2 separate regions of the Homo sapiens genome follow, and region 2 is linked to region 1. The links are chromatin contacts, found by Hi-C or POLR2A ChIA-PET in ENCODE. All regions are on one chromosome and are shown on one strand. The core of a region is the stretch at or near the end of the contact, and the rest is flanking DNA. Distances in the headings are between cores, read along the strand shown. Region 1 holds the start of YARS1 (tyrosyl-tRNA synthetase 1). Region 2 overlaps PHC2 (polyhomeotic homolog 2).

Evidence for each region. A loop is a pair of places that touch in the nucleus more often than their neighbours do. ChIA-PET counts read pairs that join two places held with the same protein, here RNA polymerase II (POLR2A). Pooled maps may share reads with other maps.
Region 2: a map with no recorded cell type shows a loop between it and region 1 (2.6-fold over the local background). The contact joins the enhancer-like site here to the promoter of YARS1 in region 1. A Hi-C loop is called at or near these places in 1 of 168 maps with a recorded cell type or tissue (naive thymus-derived CD4-positive, alpha-beta T cell), 8 of 37 single-sample maps with no recorded cell type and 7 of 50 pooled maps. POLR2A ChIA-PET finds 5 or more read pairs at or near these places in 2 of 52 experiments (GM12878 and MCF 10A).

The regions. Positions count from the first base shown.
Region 1 is chr1:32,815,079-32,818,989 of GRCh38, reverse strand. It overlaps YARS1 (tyrosyl-tRNA synthetase 1), which reads left to right and starts at 1,632. Exons shown (of 13, transcript NM_003680.4): 1 at 1,632-1,802. The coding sequence starts at 1,746. It overlaps S100PBP (S100P binding protein), which reads right to left and starts at 1,337. Exons shown (of 7, transcript NM_022753.4): 1 at 1,301-1,337. RefSeq lists enhancers at 381-490, 924-1,093, 1,461-1,770, 1,519-2,018, 2,019-2,520.
Region 2 is chr1:33,336,596-33,340,506 of GRCh38, reverse strand. All of the region lies in intron 9 of PHC2 (polyhomeotic homolog 2), which reads left to right. It also overlaps the pseudogene RN7SKP16. Among named protein-coding and RNA genes, the nearest start is that of MIR3605, 6.1 kb to the right of the region's middle. Within about 2 kb of position 1,831, at least 24 of the 41 ENCODE cell types and tissues checked have a DNase peak (open chromatin) inside an H3K27ac peak, as active enhancers do.

The sequences.
Region 1 (3,911 bases), core at 383-2,882:
ACATCCTCTTTCAAGCTCTAAAGTCAAGACCATTACCAAGCAGGGTCTGACAGGTACAGCCAAGAGCAGAGATTATTTCCAGTGGACAAGACTTCCCCCTGGCCTTTGATTTCCAACCTTTCCCAAATGCAATACATGTGAAGCACACAGCACGAAACGCACTCAGCAGGCTTTATCACTCCATAAAAAATAGGCACAACATTTACAAAAAATCAAAAAGAACTGAAATTATCTGTAACAGTTTTGCAAATTCCTTCGAAGTAACTAAAAACACTGCAGGACGGAAAAAACAACCCAGGGCTGCAAATCTTTGCTTTAGGTAACATTTCACTAGATGAGGGTGCCAGGATTCTCCTCCCACATGGACACAGAGAACAGATGCGCTAAGCTGCAGCAACAGGTTTCTTTTCAAAAAGAAAATGTGCTTTAAAACACTTCAGGCAGGTCTGGTAGAGCTTGGAGTCCCTAATAAATACACAAAACACCGGAGATCAGGTTAGGGCAGGCCGTGGGCAATTCAACCACTTCTAGGACCTTTCCAGGGCCCACTGAGGTAATAACTGCTTTCCCTCTTGCCCTGGAAGTAACTGGTGACGCCGCCTCCAGCCCTTGAGGAGCCGGAGAAAGGGTGGCCCAGGCCCAACCTTTGGAGGATACTGCCTTGGCTCTCTCTCACAAATGCAACGGCCCGGGACGGTGTCGCCTTCCAGGAAGGGCCTTTGCGTCTCCCTCCCCCGGGGACACCGCGAATTCCCGCCTCCCGGCGGAAAGCGGGAGAAGCGAGAGTTTTCTCCCCGCCCCTCCCCCAGTAGGGGCAAACCCGCCCCTCAGCAGGCCTGTGCTGTGCGCTCCTCTCCCGGGGACCACCGTCCTCAGATCTCCCCAGGGAATGGGTCGTCCTCTTCCTGCCCCCACCCGCGAGACGCGGCAGAAAAGCCCGCGGCTATCTTCCCGCCAGCAACAGCCTCCCGCCGAGCCGGCCGGGACAGAGGCGGCCCCCACCCCCACTGGGCAGGGGACTGCAGACGGCGCTCCCCGACTCTCAAGACGACCAGGGAGCTTCCCTTTTCCTCAGCGGGGTGAGGGGCATCTGTCGCCCGCCGACTTGGAGGTGGAGGGGCAGGGACATTCCCTCGCCATCACCTCAGGAGCTAGAACGCGCCCTTCTCGCAGCAGGGCGTGGGCCTCCCAATCCCTCCAAGGGGCGGACGGCGTGCGCAACCCCCTGGAGAAGCAACAGGCGCCCCCATCCCCCTCCAAGCCGGGTAACGCCGACCCCCTCGTCCCTCCCGCTCTTCACCTCCGGAAGCCGGGCCAAAGCCTGGGCGAACGACTGCGCCTCACTCCGCCCCCTGCGCCATTTTATCGCCCCCTCCCCGACCTCCCCTACCCCGAGTCAGCCGGGCCAACACCAGGGGGAGGGCAAACCAGCAGTGATTGGCAGGAAACCGTCCCGCCTCTAGGAGGGTTGTGCCCCGCTCAGGCGCCTCAGCCCCGCCCTCCGCACCGCCCACCGTGCCCACTGGCTCCACCTTTTCCCGTCTCATCGACCTGCTCGACTCTCTGCTGCTCCTCACTTTTTCCGGCCGCTGCCGGAGGGGTCCAGGCCGAGTAAGCGGAGCGCCGAGCCCAGCTGATGCAACCTGGCTGGACTCGCGTGACAGTTCCCGGCACGCGGCGGCGACGGTGACCCAGGAAGGGGCTCTGGTGCCGGGCTGAGCGGGGGAAGCAGGGGTAGCGGAGCCATGGGGGACGCTCCCAGCCCTGAAGAGAAACTGCACCTTATCACCCGGAACCTGCAGGTCAGGCCTGGGGGTTGGAAATGCGCCGTTGGGGATTAGGAGCCCGAGGTTCAGTGATTTTGAGCCCCATTACGGGGTTCTAAGTATGTGGGGCCGGGGACTCGGCGCTGGCGCAGCTCTGAGAGAGCCTGTAGATCTCACTGCTGGTCGGTCAGTCAATCAAGCAGCCCTTCCCTGGGTTCCCCAGAAATCACAGTGGGCTCACCTCTTGCGTCCAGTTGTCTTGTGTTGGAGCCAAACTTTGAATCCAGGACTCCCATTCCACCCCCCTATTAAGTGCCAGACGTGGTGCTTAGTCGCTGGGGATACGTCAAGGGCCTGCCAGAGCTTGTCTGAAGGGGATCAGACGTTAAAAATGACCCATTACGGTTCAAGTAAGTACTGGAAGATGCTATACTGGGAGCTTTAAAGGGAAAGAGAGAAGGGAAGGCTTCCCTGAGGAAGTGACCTCCAAACTGCGCCTTGAAGGAAATGGATCCCCCCCCCTCACTCCACAAATGTTCCGTTTGTTACCAAGAACTACAGGAGTAGAAGTGAACCAGAGGAAGAATGGAAGAATAAGGAGGGAGAGCATTTCAGATGGAGGAAACAGAAATTGTGGCAAATTTAGCTGGAGTGGAGTGAGCAAAGTTATGAGGAAGCACTTAAATATTTATATTGCTTACCCCTTAACTTTTTCAGGCTTCTGACTGTTGTCACCTTATCAGCGACGCATGATTTCCGACCACTTTATTTAAATAACAAACCCTCTGGCACCAGAACTGCCCCATACCTTGCTCTGCCTTTTTTTTGTTATTGTTTCTACATAGTATACATTTTATTTATTTGTTTAAGAGAGGTAGGCAGGGACCAAGTCACGGGAGCCTTGCAGGCCTTATTCTGTTCAATTTTAAATTGGGCTTCCTTCTAAGAGTAGTGATAAATCAGTTGGGCCACACAGCCTGTTCTGTTTTTTCTTTTTAGAGATGTACTTCACATACTATAAAATTCACCCTTTTAAAGTGCACAATTCAGTGGGTTTTAGTATGTTCACAAGGTTGTGCAACCATCACACTATCTTTTTTTTTTTTTTTTTTTTTGAGGCGGAGTCTCGCTCTGTCGCCCAGGCTGGAGTGCAGTGGCCCAATCTCGGCTCATTGCAACCTCCGCCTCCCAGGTTCACGCCATTCTCCTGCCTCAGCCTCCCGAGTAGCTGGGACTACAGGTGACCGCCCCCACGCCCGGCTAATTTTTTGTATTTTTAGTAGAGACGGGGTTTCACCGTGTTAGCCAGGGTGGTCTCGATCTCCTGACCTCGTGATCCACCCTCCTTGGCCTCCCAGAGTGCTGGGATTACAGGCGTGAGCCACGGCTCCCGGCCACAACCATCACACTATCTAATAAAACTTGCACCCGTTAGCAGACGCTACCTATTACCCACTACTCCTAGCCTTAGAGAAACACTAATCTACTCTCTGTCTCCAGGTATTTGCGTATTCTGGGCATTTCCTGTAACTAGAATCATACAATATGTTTGTTGTGTCTGACTTTTTGCACTTAGCATAATGTTTTCAAAGTTCATGCATGTATTTGCACCTAGCAGAACGTCATTCCTTTTTATGGTTGAATGATACTCTGTTGTATGGATATACATTTTGTTTATCCGTTCATCAGTTGATGGACATTTGGGTTATTCCATTTACAACTTAGTCTTAACCAAAGGTTTTTGCACGCTTCCCCTAGCTAGATTCTTTGTTTCCTATTCTCTCTCCATAAAATAGTGCTGGTTGGAGACTAAAAATACACAAAACTATTAGAATTGACTCAATTGGGTTTTTTGTTTTGGGGATTTTTTTTCTGGAACGGAGTTTATCTCTTGTCGGCCAGGCTGGAGTGCAATGGCACAATCTCAGCTCACTGCAACCTCTGCCTCCTGGGCTCAAGTGATTCTCCTGCCTCAGCCTCCTGAGTAGCTGGGATTACAGACGTGCACCACCACGCCGGGCTAATTTTTGTATTTTTAGTAGAGACGGGGTTTCACCATGCTGGCCAGGCTGGTCTCAAATTCCTGACCTCAAGTTATCCGCCAAATTCGGCGTCCCAAAGTGCTGGGATTACAGAGTGAGCCAC
Region 2 (3,911 bases), core at 582-3,081, 520 kb before region 1:
TTGGACCAGGTATGTGCTGTGTTTGCTGCTGTCTCCTGGATATGGTTTAACTGGGCATCACTCTGCAGTGCTCCACTGAGGCGGTTTCTAGAGCAAATGGTTCCTTGGGAACCCTGCAGAGACCACCCTGGCCACATGGCTGGGCCTGCTGAACTGCAGCACAGTGAGCGTGACTTCAGTGCTGGGGGCTTGGAGAGTGTGCTTTGGGTTTTATAGGTGACCTTGTTTGCCATTTGTTGAGCAGAATTTGTTGTAAGAAAATGAGCCATGTTATCATCTACTCTGCTTCTTTAAATTCTTTATTCATTTCATTAGCTCTGTCATACTCCTACTGCAACCAAACAGTAAATAGAAGTCTTTTAAGTTAAAATACATACTCCCTTCTCATGATAAGGTGGAAATCAGCCATTGACCAAGGTGAGGGGGTAGAAGGAAAAGCTCCGTTTGGTCTCCATTGCCTTTGAAGCCATGTCTTCAGGCTATCTTAGGGTCAGATAGAATGAGTGCTAGGCCATCTGAAATACCTGTTGCAGATGTTAGTACAGATTGAGCATCCCAGATCCAAAATGCTCCAAAATCCCAAACTTTTTGAGCACCTACGTGATACTCAAAGGAAATGCTCATTGGAGCGTTTCAGATTTTTGGATTTGGGATGCTCAACCAGTAAGTATAATGCAAATATTCTAAAACCTGAAAAAATCCAAAATTAAAAACACTTCTGGTCCCAGGCATTTTGGATAAGGGATACTTAACCTGTACTAAGCTGTATTCCAGTATAACAAAACAAAACATCAGCACTGGCTCTGAAGTGGCCCAATTGTGCATAACTGGCACCAGCCTGACGTCTGTCCTCAGCAGGCTGGAGAGCCCGTCAGCTCTGGACATCAACCCACTGGTCCTAGGAGCCTCCCTGCCTCTGCCTCTAGAGGTCATCCTGCCTTGCCAAGTGCCTGGGTCTGGCAAAAATGTTTCAAAGGGGACAGGGAATTCAGAGGTCCACCTGTACCTCTTTTCTGTTGAGGAAATCCCCACTGTAACAGGAAGACATGGGCCAAAAAATAGCTCTTATTCTTCATAATCAGGTATCTAGAAATGCCGCTCCGGTAGGCAGGTACCACCAGCCTAGCTGCTCTCAAAACATCATAGCTTCAGAAAGCAACTTGTAAATCTCAGCTAGTGCCAAATTGCTTATCTTGGCACTAGGCAGCCCTGTATTCTATATGTAGACAGTGAAGACTGAGATCATGGATGCCACACATTCCAGTTTAGTGGTCATTAAGCACCTGTCATATTTTGGACATGGGGTTAGCCCCTGAAGATCTCGAGGTGACTGAGTGAGTGGTAGCCCCCTGCCTAGAGAAGTCTGCTCTGCTTAGGAGACGTGACCAGTCCCAAAGCAGATAATTTCACAAACAGGAGCTGAGTAGTCCTTCCTGTTTTCTCCCACCCCTGTAAGGGCTGTTTGTACCAGAGCCTGTGAATGAGACCAGAAATGAGAAACAGCCTAGAAGTTGAGACATATGTTAGGCAAGACTCCGTGGAACATGCTGCTCTGTTCATTCTGACCGGAATACTTGGCCCTTTGTGGTCAGCGTCAACTAAAGGCCAAGATTTTACCTCCCCCTTCCCCCACCGAAGCCTAGCTTTACTCCCCTCCCCCAGCCTCTCCCATCGGCCTTATCCTGCCTCCACCTTTCGGTTTCAGGTGCCTGACTGTATACAGGCATTTGAGACCTGTGGGAATGCCCGGCAGCACTTATAGCCTCTGAACTGGTCAAGGGAATTGAGTAAGGAACCAAATTCAGAGTATTTCTTTGTCTCTTTTATCTGGCCTCAGGGCCAGCAGGGCAGGTTTCTGCAAGTTTCACTGTTAAGCTGCTTTTCCCCAAAGGCCGCAAAGCAGTCTGGGAGAGCGGGAAGCAGATTAAATTAATCTCAGTGTGCTGAGCTTGGCAGGGGGCGAGATTGTGTTCGGTCATTCCAGGAATAGCCCAAACTCCTTTGTTACTAAAGCAGATGAGGAGCTATTGGTCTACAAGATGACTGCAAAGCGAAGTAGCTGTGAACCTTTGTATATTCATAAAACACTCTCCCATCTGTCCCTTGGATTCTGTCTCTCCTTTGATCTGCCCTGGGTTACAATGGGGAGTGGTAGTTTCTAATGTGGTGCAAGAGTTTTTTAGTGTGTTCTCTCTCTTAACAAGATCTTTTTTAAAAAACAACCTCAAATTCCAAAAAGTTTTGCTTCCCAGAGTTAAGCATTGGCTCTGTAGCCTTTGAGCTGGTGACCATATCTGCTCACGAATGTATCTGGCATGAAGACAGACTCTGACCTCAAGAGTGATCTTCTGTCTTGCAGTGAACATTAATAGGCATAGATCTGAGACAGGAGTGGGGGATGGAGGCAGGGAAGTCAAGCAAGGATAGAGGGATCCCACAAAAGACAAGGTCAGAGGGGGGCTGTTTTCTGATGACTATCAGCGAAAGAGGCAGGAGGTGGGAGTGATCCCAGAATTAAGAGGAGAATGGATTAATTCCATGGAAGAATTCATTAAACTGAAACAAGGGAATTAATACTTTCTACCTATGCTCTCAGTCAGAGATGTGACTGTCTTTAAAGCAAACACAGAAAACCAAAAATCTTACCAACCAGATCTCTTACATGACTACACCTGACAGATGATGCTTAGTATTAACTAGGTACCTGATGTTAAAAGATGTGGGCAGAGAGGGCCTAGGATGATTACGAATTTGTAGCCTTTTTATGTAAGAAATACCTGAAAGAACAGAAGGGCTTTGTCCTGGAGGAGAGAAGACTGTGGTCATGAGTGACATCCTTCATGACACCAGGAGCATTCTCAAGCATTTTCTCGTAAGCTAGCACGCACTGCCTTTCACTGGCTCATTAGTCCTCACAGCAGCACTCTAAGGTAGGCGTAGGATCCTTATTTCACAGCCAGTGAAGCTGAGGCTTAGAGAGGGACAATGACTTGCCCGCAGTTGACTCAATGATAGAGACCAGTCTCTAAGCCAGGTCTAAGCCCGTGTCTCTGCCTGTTAGACAAATCTGATTGGCCTTGTTCTCTGTGAGTTTAAGGAACAGAACGAGGATAACTGGGCAGAAATTAATAGAAAGACAGATTTTGGGCTCGTTATATAAGGAATCACTAATGAGCCGTCCAAGGTGGGAACAAACTGCTTCCAGAGTAGTGAGTTTCTTTGTCGCTGGAGGTATTCAAACAAATGCCAGAAAATCATTGGGTGGGCATATTATAGAAAATTTTCAAGCATTGGCAAGAGATCGAACCAGACTTTCCAATCCTATAATTGTATAATCTGCAGTTCATTAGACTCATCAGGGAATATTTTTTACCAGGCTCTAATTGGGAGGAAATAGCCATCATCTAAAAAACAAAATTTTAGCTTTCATAGTAATCTATGTTAGTAATTCATTTTAAATAAAATAGATGTTTCTTAGCATATGCAAAACATAAAAGCAGAGAAAATGTAATTGTGTAAAGGCAGAGTTAAATATTTAAAATTTAAAAGCACAGAAACTTAATTTGATTGAATCATCAACTCAGTCCTCCTAGTTATTCATAGATTGTGAGGGAAAGGGGTTTTTTCTACGTTCTCAAACATGGATGTGAGGGCCATCTGGCTGCAACACCTGTCACCCCATTGATCGGCAGAGTTGATTCCGCTGATCTGGCTGGCTACGCAGGTGTCCCCTTCCTCCTTCACTGCTCCATGTGCGTCCCTCCTGAACCAGCAGCTGGGTCAAAGAGGACGACCATCCCGTAGAGGAGGGCCGTCCCTCAGTCAAGGGCATACGAGTAGCTGCCCTCCCCTGCTAGAACCTCCAGACAAGCTCTCAAGTTCTCAGACACCTTTGCAATTGGAAAGACTAA